Linked DNA regions of Homo sapiens: region 2 is linked to region 1. Evidence: chromatin contacts called from ENCODE Hi-C or POLR2A ChIA-PET data. All regions are on one chromosome and are shown on one strand. Each heading gives the region's core, a stretch centred on a gene start or an enhancer-like site at or near the end of the contact. The rest is flanking DNA. Distances are from core to core; before and after follow the strand shown.

Region 1 (7,242 bases), core at 523-3,022:
TCTGGGTATATTCATTTCTACTCTTTTCCTCCTGAAAACTGATGTACATTTTATAGCTTTATTTTAATTTTCTATAGCTTTTAAATTTTGTAGCGTTTTAGAAGCTATATAAGTAGTACATAATCTTAAGTAAATGTTCTTAATTTGGCTTCTAAAGTATTGCATTTTATCCTGCCTGCAGAATGGCACATAAATAACCCTTTGAACTTGAGAGCAGACAGTACAGTCAGCTGCATTTACGAAATTCAGTACAAACAAGGAATCACTTGTTGGCACAAATTATGTTCACTAATTTTTTACTTATATTCATTTCTCTATTTAAACTATTCATGAAACACATGGTAGAAATTTCATCTCTCTTCCTTTCCATCCCCCACCCATTTCTTAGTCAAGGTATTCTCTGTCTGTTCTTTATGGTAGCCAGACAATTAATTTGGCCAGATAGCATTATTGTCCTTTGTTCATTCAATTATAAATTCCTAGAGCTCAGAAACTCTGCCCAGTTTTTTATTCCTACCTCCCAACCTTGGAGTTATATTTCTGATACATGAAAGAGCCCAGTAGCAACTGCCCAGCCTTAGTGGATATCCTGCTTGTACTTCCATGTGCCCTGGTTGTGTGTTAGGGGCAAGCGCTCATAGAAGGGAAATGGGGTTCACAGGGAGGCACAATTCACTGTGGCACACAGTAGAGCCTTGGCTCCCACAATTCCACCTGCCTGCTTGCCCTCTTCCTCTTGCTGTAATTAAAGCCTGTCCCTTCCTCAATCCTGCCTTTTGCCTTGGAATGGGCCTGTTGTCATTGTCCAAATCTATTTTTATCATCTAGACTCTAGAAATGTCAGTTGAATGAAATGGTACTGGAATCTGCTTCCCTTTCTTCCCCTTTTTTGTATAATTAACAAGAAGAACAATTACTTCTTCATTATTTTGTTTTTGCACTCTCTCATTTTGAAAGATAACCAAAGCAGTTGTTGAGAGTCACAAGCCATTTGTGCATCATGAAAATCAGCCTTACAAGGTTAGGGTCAAGTATTCCAGCCTTATCTTTCCATATCAGCCTTTTACCTGAATATTTCATTTGGTCCTGAACTCTTACTATTTTTCTTTCTCTAAACTTCCTTTCTTCTGCTGATATCAACTAGTTAGGTATTTGTGTTTGGTTAAGTGCATGAAAATATAACTTCTAAAGTCCCAGATTGTTTTTAGAGCTTGCGAGGGGTCAGAAGACACAATTCTCCTTGTATCCAGCTTACTCTTAGCCCTGGGTGCCTTCTGCAAGAATGCACATGCACCTGGCAAGGCATAGGCAGCCCCAGCAACTCAGGAGGATGTGGCTCCAGTTCCACAGTCTAACAGACATTTACTGAGCATTTATTGTATGCCAGGCACTACATATACAAAGATGAAGAAGAAAAGAGTTACATCCCAGCAAGGGAGACTGACATGGAAGCAGATAATTAAAAAATAGTGGCAGATAGTTGTATAGAGTGAGGTAGGAGCACAGAATGGCAACGGACTCAGCTGCAGAGAGCCAAAATGGTTTCTTAATGGAGCTTGAGAAATTGGGAGGGGATTATGCAGTGCAGAAAGTGAGGGAAGGGAATTAAGGAGTGAGCAGAGTGTTAGCAAAGGATTCCAGGAGGAGGTGGCAACGTGAACTCAGGCACAGACTGAGAAACAACTGGGGGTGGGCAGTGTTTGGGTATTAACTGCATGCAATTGAGTTGCTGAACAGAGATGACTGTAAAAAGGTAAACTGGCAGTCACAGAGGAAATGCTTAGTCATACCAAGATATGGAAATAGAGCTAACATTGCATTTGTACCTGTAGCCCATAGGGAGCCTTAGAAACAATTTAAACTGGAGCATGAACTCACCACTTGCCTTTTAGATGGAGCCATTTGGCACCAAATTTAGGATATATTTGGGAGGGAGAGCACTAGAGGCAGAGAGGAAGCTGTTGCAGAATCCTGGCAAGGTTATTGGAGACCTGCATTAGGACAAGGGTGGTAGGAATAGAGGAAGTCCTGAATTCTAGGAGGTAAAATTGGCAGCACCTAGTTAGCAGTAATTGCGTATAGTGGTGATGAGAGGGAGAAATTTAGAAGGATTTCCCAAGTTAGAAACTTGTTTGGCCACGAAAATGCAGGACAGGGAGCAGTTTAGAGATCATGATGATTTCAATCCTGGTTATGTTGAGTTTTGGATGATCCTGAGTATCCAGATGGAAATGTCAGGGAGTTGGATGTAGGAGCCCAAATTTGAGGCAGTAAAGTAGATTTGAGAATTATATATATATTTGAGGAACTCACAGCCAGTACTTGTGAATGGAGACCCAGAGGTTGATTAAATTTATCCATCAATTAACAATACCTGTTTAAAAATCCAAAGCTGCTTAGACATGGATATAGATATAGATATACACACACGTGTATGTATGTGTGTTTATGTGTGTGTGTGTGTGTACTGTTCCCTCCTCCACTAGGGATCAGTATAATAAGTATTTTGTGAAACATTGCATCAGAAGGGGCGTTTGCAAGGAATGTAGACAAAACATAAACCAAAAATCACACACCTCCTCCGAAAAACGAGTGGTTCATGTAGAAAATTACAGCTTTGGATTCATGTCAAGGAAGAGTGTTTGACAGCTACAGGATATGAAAAAAAAAAGATTCAGATGACTGACTTGTTTGGTCTGAGGAAAGAAAGAATGTTCACAAGAAGTCAGCGCCCCTTGTATCTTCTGGTATCTAATGAAGTCACTTTAATATACCCCTGCCCCACAACTCTAACAGCGTTGTTAGTGTGTTTGCCCAGCTGTTTTCTTCCCCCTAGGAAGTACGAAACTGTACAGTATATTGCTTCTTTTTAGAGCTGGGCATTCACTAAAGTCTTTTTGATATTTTAAAGTAGAAGTTAAATTGTAGAGATTTTCCAATTTATGTATTTATTTTGAGACAGGGTCTCACTCTGTTGCCCAGGCTGGAGTACAGTGGCGCGATCATAGCTCACTGAAGCCTCGACCAGTGGTGCTCAACGGATCCTCCTACCTCAGCCTCCTGGGCAGCTGGAACCACAGGCATGCACTGCGATGCCTGGCTGATTTTTTATTTGTAGAAACGGGGTCTTACCATCTTGTCCAGGCTGGTCTCAAACTCCTGGACTCAAGCTATTCTATTCTCCCATCTTGGCCTCCGAAAGTGTTGGGATTACAGGCATGAGCCACCACTCCCAGCATATTGTAGATATTTTCTAGAGAAAAGAAGCTTCATATGTATATCTGTATAGTGTGATGTGTGTGTATGTGTGTGTATGTGTGTTACCCTCCAAATAATACATGGAACTCCCTTATTAAGTGATTTAAATAATTTTGTTATGATTCCTATCCTGGAATGGCAGAAGAAGAAACATTTGTCACAGTTGGTAAATATTATATTTTTGTTTCAAGTATGAATTACATGGAGAATTCCATGCTAGTTTTTCCAAAGTTCTTAAATTTAACAGAACTTTTAAGTGTCGTGTTACCATAAACTTCTTAAGAACTATATCTTGACTTAGAAAAGGGAGTTTAGATAAACCACAGTTAAATACCTGGCCTTTCCAATAACTACTAGGTAGAAAATAAAGGTCGGATGAAAGCAAAGACATGGAAGCTTAAGCTGAGGTATTCTTTTGAGAATTTTAGAGGAATTATTGTGGAAAATGGAAAGCCACAAAAATAGTTTTATCAAATTGCTAGTCAAACCTCATCTTCATAAAGACCAAAATAAAACCATAAGCAATCATGGAAAAAACTGACCTCCCTAATAGGATAGCATTTCATCAAGGTGGTGTGATAGTTGATCCTTTGTGGAGAAACTTGTTCAACAACCCGAAAAATACAGGTTTGTGTAGAACACAGTAATTACTGATTTAGTGAGAACATTGTTAACTTTTGGTTGTTTTCTGTCTAGTTTGAGGACAACCTGTAGAAAAATGTAAACTATATTTTGACTTCATTTGCCCTCTTCCAACAGTTGGCATATGCCAGAAGAGTGAAAATTTATTTCTTTATTTGCCTGTATAAATTGCAATTATAAAGACAATTCATTTAGCTTATATCAGACTCCTGAGTCTCATATAAGTTATTTGAGATTAGCCCACCTTCTTTAGCATATAAAAGTGGTCCATATGCGTTGGTTACGTAGCATGAAGACCTATTCTATGTGCAGGGAAAGGGGGCCCACGGAGCGTGATGTGCAGGAATTTAAGGCGCATCATAAAGCTTGTTCTAGTTTCTCCTCTCATGGCCTACCACAAGGCTCACATGGCCATTAGGGAAACAGTTTTGTGTTAAAGTAGAACTTCCCAAAGTGTGTTCTGCAGAACATGAAGGCTAAAGAATACTAATAGTTATTATGTAGACAAAAGGGGAAAGAAAGTTCTATATTCAACTAAGTTTGGAAAATGATGGTTGAACAAACAAAGGTAAACAGGGTTGCTTCTTTGCTGCAAAATTCAAGAGCCTTCGACATGCTTCCTCGCATGGTCAGTCTCCAAGACAGGACAGTTGTTTGCAGAATTTTATAGATGTTTCTCACCTGGGTACACCTCTGAGACTTGGATGTTCACAAATCTGCTATTTGAAGATGATGGGTTGGCTGAGAGTGGTGGCTCATGCCTGTAATCCCAGCACTTTGGGAGGCCAAGGCGGGCAGATCAACCGAGGCAAGGAGTTTGAGACCAGCCTGGCCAACGTGGTGAAACCCCATCTTACTAAAAATACAAAAATTAACCGGGTGTGGCGGTTTGCACCTGTAATCCCAGCTACTCGGGAGGCTGAGGCAGGAGAATCGCTTGAACTCAGGAGGGAGGTTGCAGTGAGTTGAGATCATGCCACTGCACTCCAGCCTGGATGACAGAGTGAGACTCCATCTCGGGGTGGTGTTGGGGGGTGCGGGTAATTGGTTTAAGGCACTGCAGAAGTTTTGTGAAAGTCTGACTATGTGGCCTCAGGAAGTGGGTTAAGTCAGAGGCTTCAACTAGTATGTAATTTTGGTTTCTTTGGCCTACATAGTGTTTTTAAAAACCTAAAGCCAACATTTACAAATCAAGATATTTCAACATAAAAATCCAGGTTACAAGTTTCTCTTAAAAATTAGAGGTTGAGACAAATCGGGGGCTTCAGTCCTCCAGAGCCACAGTCCACTGGGTGTTGGAAAGCCACTGCCCCTTTAGAGGAGAGATGTTCACCCCAGTTTTCAGAGTGTTTACCACCGTTTATGTTCTTACACTACAACATCACTCATTTATCTCACTTGGGCAGCCCCTCCCATCCCCATGATGCCATTCACATGGATGAATTCATTCCTTTGGCTGAGAACAGGCACTGAGGTTAAATCTGGGTGGCAGGCGATGGCAAGACAAAGCCTATGGTCTGGAAGCAAATATGACAAAATATAGACAGTGGTTGTCTTGATTGGTGAGGTTATAAAATGTTTTCTGACTCCTTTTATTTACTTTTTTGTGCTTTCCAAATATTCTGCAACAACCATGTGTTTCTTATGTAACTAAAAGAGAGAATTTAAAAAAAACAGCTAAAAAGCTTCTGAAATATAGATTTTTTAAAAGATGTGGTTGCTATGAAAGTATCTGCCTCCCTTTGAATCCTAACTACTAATAGTATTAATACAATGAGTAAGATAAGTATATATTTGGGCAAAAAAACCCAAAAATATATCTGCTTTAAAAGCTTTCTTAAGATCCTGTTTTTCAGCTGTTCATCATAATACTACAAATATTTAGTTTTATGAGGGTAGAAAAGTGTTGATTGGGCATCTGTGAAGTTTGGTTTTTGATATTTGGGCCTTTGCTAGCTTCTAGAATATGATATAAAATAAATAAAATAAGATAAAAATATTTTTATCTAGAGAGTGATAAAAAATAAATAGATGGATGGGTAGATTCATCTGAGATGATAGGAGAGCCTGGGAGAATTGAAGTGGAATATCAAGGCCCACCTTACTGTTGAAGGCAGTTCCCAGCGTTGACCACGTGTTTTTGTGGCTGGCTAGTACTCCCCAGCAAGCAAATAGGCCAGACTCTGAAATCTTGTATACTACGTAGGCACATTTGGAATCCTGAATTGGAATTTAATTCCTGGGCAGAGGTAAGAAAATGGTGACTCCTTTTTCACTCTCGAAGGTAGAAAGACCTTCTGCTTTTTGGAAGGACACCTTTTGAAATCCCTCATTTGATTTTGAAATCCCTCATTTGATTTTGTTTTCCCTGTATCAAAGAAAATGGCCTAGAAATCAGGATGGGGACACATGAGATGCTTTGTGGATAAGGAACCAGGGAAATGGAAGGCAGAAGCAAAAAGGAAGCGCCTGGAATTAGTTGGAAAACAAGGAATAAACGGGGAAATGTATATTTTATAGATGTTGGTGTGAATGGAGGAATAGGTGTTGTGGAAATTATTTACCTGATGTAGTTTCTCGGCCTCTCAATGTGTTTCCTCCACTGTCTAATGGAGATAATGTTAGTACCACACTCACGAGGGTGAATGAAATGCTGCATGAGAAATGCCTAGCATAGGACCTGGCCAGAGGAAATGCACAATAATTTATTCAGATTCAGAGAGAATCTTTTTATTTTTTGCTATTTTTAATACTGATTTTCAGTTTTATTGAGTAATGGTAAAAGAATGCCTTACATAGTGTGGCAACATAAAACAAATTGGTATTTTGAGATTTGTTTCATGGCCTAATACATAGCCCTTTTTTTGTTGTTGTTCTAAATAAGTTTGAAAAGACAGTATTTTTGGGTGTAGTGTTCTTTGTCCATAACATCAAGCTTTTTAATTGTCATATTTAAATCTGTATTATTACTGTTTTTTTGTTTGCTTAATACCAGTTTCTGAGAAACTATCTTACTCCTGTATACGTGAGGTTATGAAAAACGCCAACCCCAAAGCCAAGTTGGCATTTAAATGGCCATGAGTTATAACATTTTTCCTCTGACTATACCTGAAATTGCACAGAATAGAGCTAGCTTGATGTAGGAGATGACAAGGACATTTTAAGTATTTTTCGTTAAATGTGTGGGCATCACCTCAACAATCAGTGCAACATGAGATTCAACTGCAAAGCTACTGAAGGTATTCTTGCTGCACTTCCTTCTGGAGGGTTCGGATAGAAGAGCCTGAAGAACGTCAGCGGCATCAGAAAGCATGGGAAGAATCTCCAGGTTTTTCGTTTTGT
Region 2 (6,341 bases), core at 2,403-4,902, 70 kb after region 1:
GCTAATGTTGCATTGTCAAAGCAAGTAACACAGGCTAGCCTAGATTCAATAGGTAAATAAATAGATTCCTCCTCTTGACAAAAGGAGCTACTACGTCACATTGCAAAGGGACACACAAACAGGAACAAATTTGTGACCATTTGTGCTGCAGCCTACTACAACCATAATTGTCATTTCATAGAAAAAGATCATCTTACCATGGAAAGTTAGAAAAAAAGTTCTTCAAATGTAAAATATTTAGCTTTACATATATATATTTATATATAAATATAATATTTATATAAACTCACAGCATTTTCCTTATTTTATTTTATTTTTCTTAATACCCTGGACTGGTGAAAACTTTATTCTTAGCAGCACTGTTCCAGAGAATGGTGTTTGGAACTATGTTAAGAAATGGAATCTGGCAGCATTGCCTAGGATTAGAGAAAAGGGTGGGGAGACTGAAGGAGGGAAGCCAGATAAGAATGCAGATAAAGATAATGAGAGCAGGAAGTAGGTGAGTGGCCACTGGAATAACCAGAAAGGAGGGAAATGTGATAACTAGCTCAGAGTAGCCCTTTAGTACCAGGATAGGATGGGGTGTGTGCCTGTGTGTGTGTGCGTGCGCGTATGCGCGTGTGTTTGAAAGGATGGAGTCCTGATTCTGGGGCTTTCGTTTTCTATTATTGGTGACAAATCACCACTAATTTAGCCACTTAAAACAACATCCACTTGTTATCTCAGTTTTCTTTGGATCAGGAACCCAGGCATGGGTTAAAACTTGATCCTCTGCTCAAGGTCCCACAAGGCCAAAATGAAGGTTTTGATCCAGATGGGCTTTTACCTGGAGGCTACGGGGAAGAATCCATTTCCAGACTCTTTCAGGGTGTTGGAGGAATCCATATCCTTACAGTTGTGGGACTGAGGTCCCTCTTTCTTTGTTGGCTGTCAGCTTGTCTTAGTGTGCTCAAGTGCCATAACAAAATACCACAGGCTGGTTTAAACAACAGGCATTTATTTTTTCACAGTTCTGGAGACTGGAAGTCTATGATCAAGGTGCCTGCATGGTCACATTATCATGAGGATGCTCTTCTGGCTTATAGATGCCTTCTGGCTGTGTCCTCACATTGGAGGGGTTGGGGGAGCAAGAGAGCTGTCTGGTATCTCTTCTAAGGGAACTAATCCCACCAAACCAGTATCCCAAACTCATGACCTCATCCTACCCTAATTGCCTCCCAAAGGCTCCATCTGACAATATCATCACATTGGAGGTTAGGGTTTCAACATATAAATTAGGAGAGGAGGGACACAAATATTCAGTCATAGGACAGCTCCTGGGGCTGCCTGCCTTTCTTCCATGTGGCCCCTCCACCTTTAAGCCAGCAGTGACCCTAATGCTTCAGGTCCCTCTGTTTCCTTCTTCTGCCACCAACCAGAGAAAGCTCTCTACCTTTAAGGGCTTATGTGATTAGATGACACCCACCTGGACACTCTCCGTATTTTAAGATCATTTCTGCTGTCTAAAATGATCCTGGGATGATATTTCATCATATTCCAGGGATTAGAGCAGGACATGTTTGGGGAGCAGCTTTATAATTTCTGCCTACTGCATCATTTCTTATCAAGAGAAAGTCCCTCTCCCTCTCCCTCTCCCCCTCCCCCTCCCCCTCCTCCTCCCCCTCCCCCTCTCCCGTCTCCCTCTCCCTCTCCAGTCTCCCTCTCCCCAGTCTCCCTCTGATGCCGAGCCGAAGCTGGACTGTACTGCTGCCATCTCGGCTCACTGCAACCTCCCTGCCTGATTCTCCTGCCTCAGCCTGCTGAGTGCCTGCGATTACAGGCGCGTGCCGCCACGCCTGACTGGTTTTCGTATTTTTTTGGTGGAGATGGGGTTTCGCTGTGTTGGCCGGGCTGGTCTCCAGCTCCTAACCACAAGTGATCCGCCAGCCTCGGCCTCCCGAGGTGCTGGGATTGCAGACGGAGTCTGGTTCACTCAGTGCTCAATGGTGCCCAGGCTGGAGTGCAGTGGCGTGATCTCGGCTCGCTACAACCTCCACCTCCCAGCCGCCTGCCTCGGCCTCCCAAAGTGCCGAGATTGCAGCCTCTGCCCAGCCGCCACCCCGTCTGGGAAGTGAGGAGCATCTCTGCACGGCCGCCATCCCATCTAGGAAGTGAGGAGCGCCTCTTCCCGGCCGCCATCACATCTAGGAAGTGAGGAGCGTCTCTGCCCGGCCGCCCATCATCGTCTGAGATGTGGGGAGCGCCTCTGCCCCGCCGCCCCGTCTGGGATGTGAGGAGCGCCTCTGCCCGGCCTCGACCCCATCTGGGAGGTGAAGAGCGTCTCTGCCCGGCCGCCCCGTCTGAGAAGTGAGGAGACCCTCTGCCTGGCAACCGCCCCGTCTGAGAAGTGAGGAGCCCCTCCGCCCGGCAGCCACCCCGTTCGGGAGGGAGGTGGGGGGGTCAGCCCCCCGCCCGGCCAGCCGCCCCATCCGGGAGGCGAGGGGCGCCTCTGCCCGGCCGCCCCTACTGGGAAGTGAGGAGCCTCTCCGCCCGGCAGCCACCCCGTCTGGGAAGTGAGGAGCGTCTCCGCCCAGCAGCCACCCCGTCCGGGAGGGAGGTGGGGGGGTCAGCCCCCCGCCCGGCCAGCCGCCCGGTCCGGGAGGGAGGTGGGGGGGTCAGCCCCCCGCCCGGCCAGCCGCCCGGTCCGGGAGGGAGGTGGGGGGGTCAGCCTCCCGCCCGGCCAGCCGCCCCGTCCGGGAGGTGAGGGGCGCCTCTGCCCGGCCACCCCTTCTGGGAAGTGAGGAGCCCCTCTGCCCGGCCACCACCCCGTCTGGGAGGTGTACCCAACAGCTCATTGAGAACGGGCCAGGATGGCAATGGCGGTTTTGTGGAATAGAAAGGGGGGAAAGGTGGGGAAAAGATTGAGAAATCGGATGGTTGCCCTGTCTGTGTAGAAAGAAGTAGACATGGGAAACTTTTCGTTTTGTTCTGTACTAAGAAAAATTCTTCTGCCTTGGGATCCTGTTGATCTGTGGCCTTACCCCCAACCCTGTGCTCTCTGAAACATGTGCTGTGTCCACTCAGGGTTAAACGGATTAAGGGCGGTGCAAGATGTGCTTTGTTAAACAGATGCTTGAAGGCAGCATGCTCGTTAAGAGTCATCACCACTCCCTAATCTCAAGTACCCAGGGACACAAACACTGCGGAAGGCCGCAGGGTCCTCTGCCTAGGAAAACCAGAGACCTTTGTTCACTTGTTAATCTGCTGACCTTCCCTCCACTATTGTCCTATGACCCTGCCAAATCCCCCTCTGCGAGAAACACCCAAGAATGATCAATAAAAAAAAAAAAAAAAGAAGAGACAGGGTCTCAAAAAAAAAAAAGAGAGAAAGTGAAAGAATCAAGGAGATTTTTTCATAATATGTTATTACACAATATTACACAATAATGTTATTGTGTAATAACTGTCACCTCTTAGGATTATTGTTAGATGCCTAGAATATCATGTATAAGAAAATGCATTGCAAATATAAAGCCCTTTAGGGATCATATCTCTTATAGACAGAGTGAAGGGCTGGAATGAGCACAGATTCATAGAACTGGAGTTTGAAATTCACCTCCACCACTGGTCAGTGACCTCAAACATCCTCTCCTTTGGGGAGTTTTATTAATTGCTACCACTAGGTGTCACCTACCCAGCTGGAGAGAAAATAAAGCTCCCTGAGGCTGGGAGCTGCTTGGGACTTGAGACCTGTGCATTGTACAACCCCTGGGAGATTTGCAAGCCTGGAGCAATCTGGAGGAATTCAACTCTTCCAAAAGAGTGAGCAACCGATTAGCTTTGGAAGGGGCTTATCATCAGTGTAGGCAGGTGGTGGTGACAGGGGCCTGTGATGGTTTTGTCACCTCCCATGGCCTGGTTGTTCTGGCTGGGAAGTGAAGTGCTTGCTTGCCCTGCCAGCCTCAGCAGTGTATTTTGGTGCCCTCGAGAACTGGGGTGGATGGCATGAGCCAAAGAGAAAACCAAAATGCTGACATTGACATCACAGCCACTTTTAGGGTCCAAGGGGTAGTGGTGGAATTCTTTGTTGCCAAGGATTCTGTGAGGCTTGGCTCTCAGGACCTGGACCATGGCTAGTGTTCCTCACTGGGGCAAACACATGAACTCTAGATACAGTCATGAACTTGGCATGAGGGGGAAGAGCCACTGCAGGAGGTTTGAGTGCAGAACTACCGCTGGTGCTACTAGAATATAAATGACTTGCAAAAGACAACCCTTGCCATAGAGAGCTCTCCTGCAGGATGTAGGACACAGACTTAAAAGAGACAACTCTAAATTTATGCTTATTATCTGTGGTGGTGAAGTGAGCTCCAATGTGAGGGAATACATGTTCATGTGTGCTTTTTTTTTTTTCTTTTTTGAGACAGAGTCTTACTCTGTCGCCCAGGCTGGAGTGCAATGGTGCAATCTCGGCTCACTGCAACCTCCGCCTCCCAGGTTCAAGTGATTCTCATGCCTCAGCCTCCTAAGTAGCTGGGATTACAGGCGCCCACCACCACACCTGGCTCATTTTTGTATTTTTAGTAGAGATGGGGTTTCACCATGTTGGTCAGGCTGGTCTTGAACTCCTGACCTCAAGTGATCTGCCCACCTCGATTTCCCAAAGTGCTGGGATTACAGGTGTGAGCCACTGGGCCCGGCCACATGTGTACTTTTTTAGCACTAGACTCTAATTACCTAAATTCTGTAGAAGTAACTGCCAATAGCCTTATAACCAATGCCACTGAAGAAAATATGGACTACACAAGTTTAAAAGTTTATTTTTATTTAAACTTTTTTAAACTTTAAAAGTTTATTTTTTAACTCATATAATCTCTATACAGAAATCACCAAAGTTTCAACAACGTAATGTTAGATGGGATGTTTCAGATTTTTTTTAAGAACACACAAAAAATGCAAAAGGTAAATTATAAGTGAAATGATTTTTTTTAACCACGGTTTATGAGAAAGTTGGTCTTGAGAGTTATTCTCAGAAGCTGGGATCTCAAAAAGGGCATTAGAATATGAAGAAATAGCAGAAAATTTTTTTTGTTTGTTTAAATCTGCCCAAGTATCTAATGCATTCACTAAATCAATGTGTCAAGGGCTGAGGAAGATGTCCGTTGCAGGCATGCCTCAGTGATGCAAGAGAAGCCAGGATCTGTGACTACCCCTCAGACCCCAGGCCTTTCTCTCTGCTGGCTTGCTCTATGGTAGAGACTTGTTCCTTGAGCAAACACTGATTTCCCTTTGCCAGTAACTCTCGGCCTGTGTCCAGAACGTAAATGCATAAAGTAGTGTAAAACCCCATCATCTGTGCATGCACCTGTCCCTTCTTAATCTAATTTATAATCAGACCATTTCCCCAGAAATCCTTGTTTCTGCTCAGCCATGACAGGCCTGAGTCATTTTATTTTTTATATTAGAAATAAATTTGGTAATGAAAGAGCTTTCTGGTACTTGCAAAGGTATAACAGTAATCTTTGGCATTTTTGAGTTTTTACTGTGTGCTTTATAACCACGACATTGACCCACTGACATAGATATTATTGCTATACCCCACTTTATAGAAAGGTGAGCCCCTGGAAAGCAGTATGGCAATCCTCAAAGAGCTAAAAGCAGAACTACCATTCAACCCAACAATCCCATGACTGGGTATATACCCAGAGGAATATAAATCATTCTGCCATAAGGACACATGCACACGCATGTTCACTGCAGCACTATTCACATAGCAAAGACATGGAATCAACCTAAATGCCCATCAATGACAGATGGGATAAAGAGAATGATAAAGATGAAAAGACAAGAAAATGATGAAGATAAAAGAAAATGCATAGTATTTCATATACTCCATGGAATACTGTGCAGCCATAAAAAAACTGAGATCATGTCTTTCATGGGAACATGGATGGAGCTGGAGGCTCTTATTCTCAGCAAACTAACGCAGGAACAGAAAACCAAATACTGTATTTTCTTACTTATAAGCAGGAGCTAATGATGAGAATTTATGAACACAAAGAAGGAAACTACAGACACTGGTGTCTACTTGACGGCAGAGGGTGGGAGGAGGGAGAGGAGCAGAAAATATAACTACTGGGTACTGGGCTTAATTCCTGGGTGATGAAATAATCCGTACAACAAACCCTCGTGACATGAGTTTACCTGTATAACAAACCTCCACGTGTACCCCCGAACCTAAAATAAAAGTAAAAAAAAGAGAAAGTTGAGGCTCAGAGGGTGCAGTAACCTTCCCAGTCACATGGCAAGGCTGTAGCCTAGCAGGATTCCCACCTGGGGTCCAGGCTCCAGGCCCTGTACTC

What was found. A loop is a pair of places that touch in the nucleus more often than their neighbours do. ChIA-PET counts read pairs that join two places held with the same protein, here RNA polymerase II (POLR2A). Pooled maps may share reads with other maps.
Region 2: a loop to region 1 is called in a map of PC-9, with 2.5 times the contacts of the local background. The contact joins two enhancer-like sites. A Hi-C loop is called at or near these places in 3 of 168 maps with a recorded cell type or tissue (Caco-2, PC-9 and heart left ventricle) and 3 of 50 pooled maps. POLR2A ChIA-PET finds 5 or more read pairs at or near these places in 4 of 52 experiments (A673, BJ, PC-9 and 1 more).

What each region holds. Positions count from the first base shown.
Region 1 is chr13:31,929,344-31,936,585 of GRCh38, forward strand. It overlaps the pseudogene EEF1DP3. Among named protein-coding and RNA genes, the nearest start is that of FRY-AS1, 99 kb to the right of the region's middle. Within about 2 kb of position 1,773, at least 2 of the 41 ENCODE cell types and tissues checked have a DNase peak (open chromatin) inside an H3K27ac peak, as active enhancers do.
Region 2 is chr13:31,997,804-32,004,144 of GRCh38, forward strand. No RefSeq gene overlaps it. Among named protein-coding and RNA genes, the nearest start is that of FRY-AS1, 31 kb to the right of the region's middle. Within about 2 kb of position 3,653, at least 3 of the 41 ENCODE cell types and tissues checked have a DNase peak (open chromatin) inside an H3K27ac peak, as active enhancers do.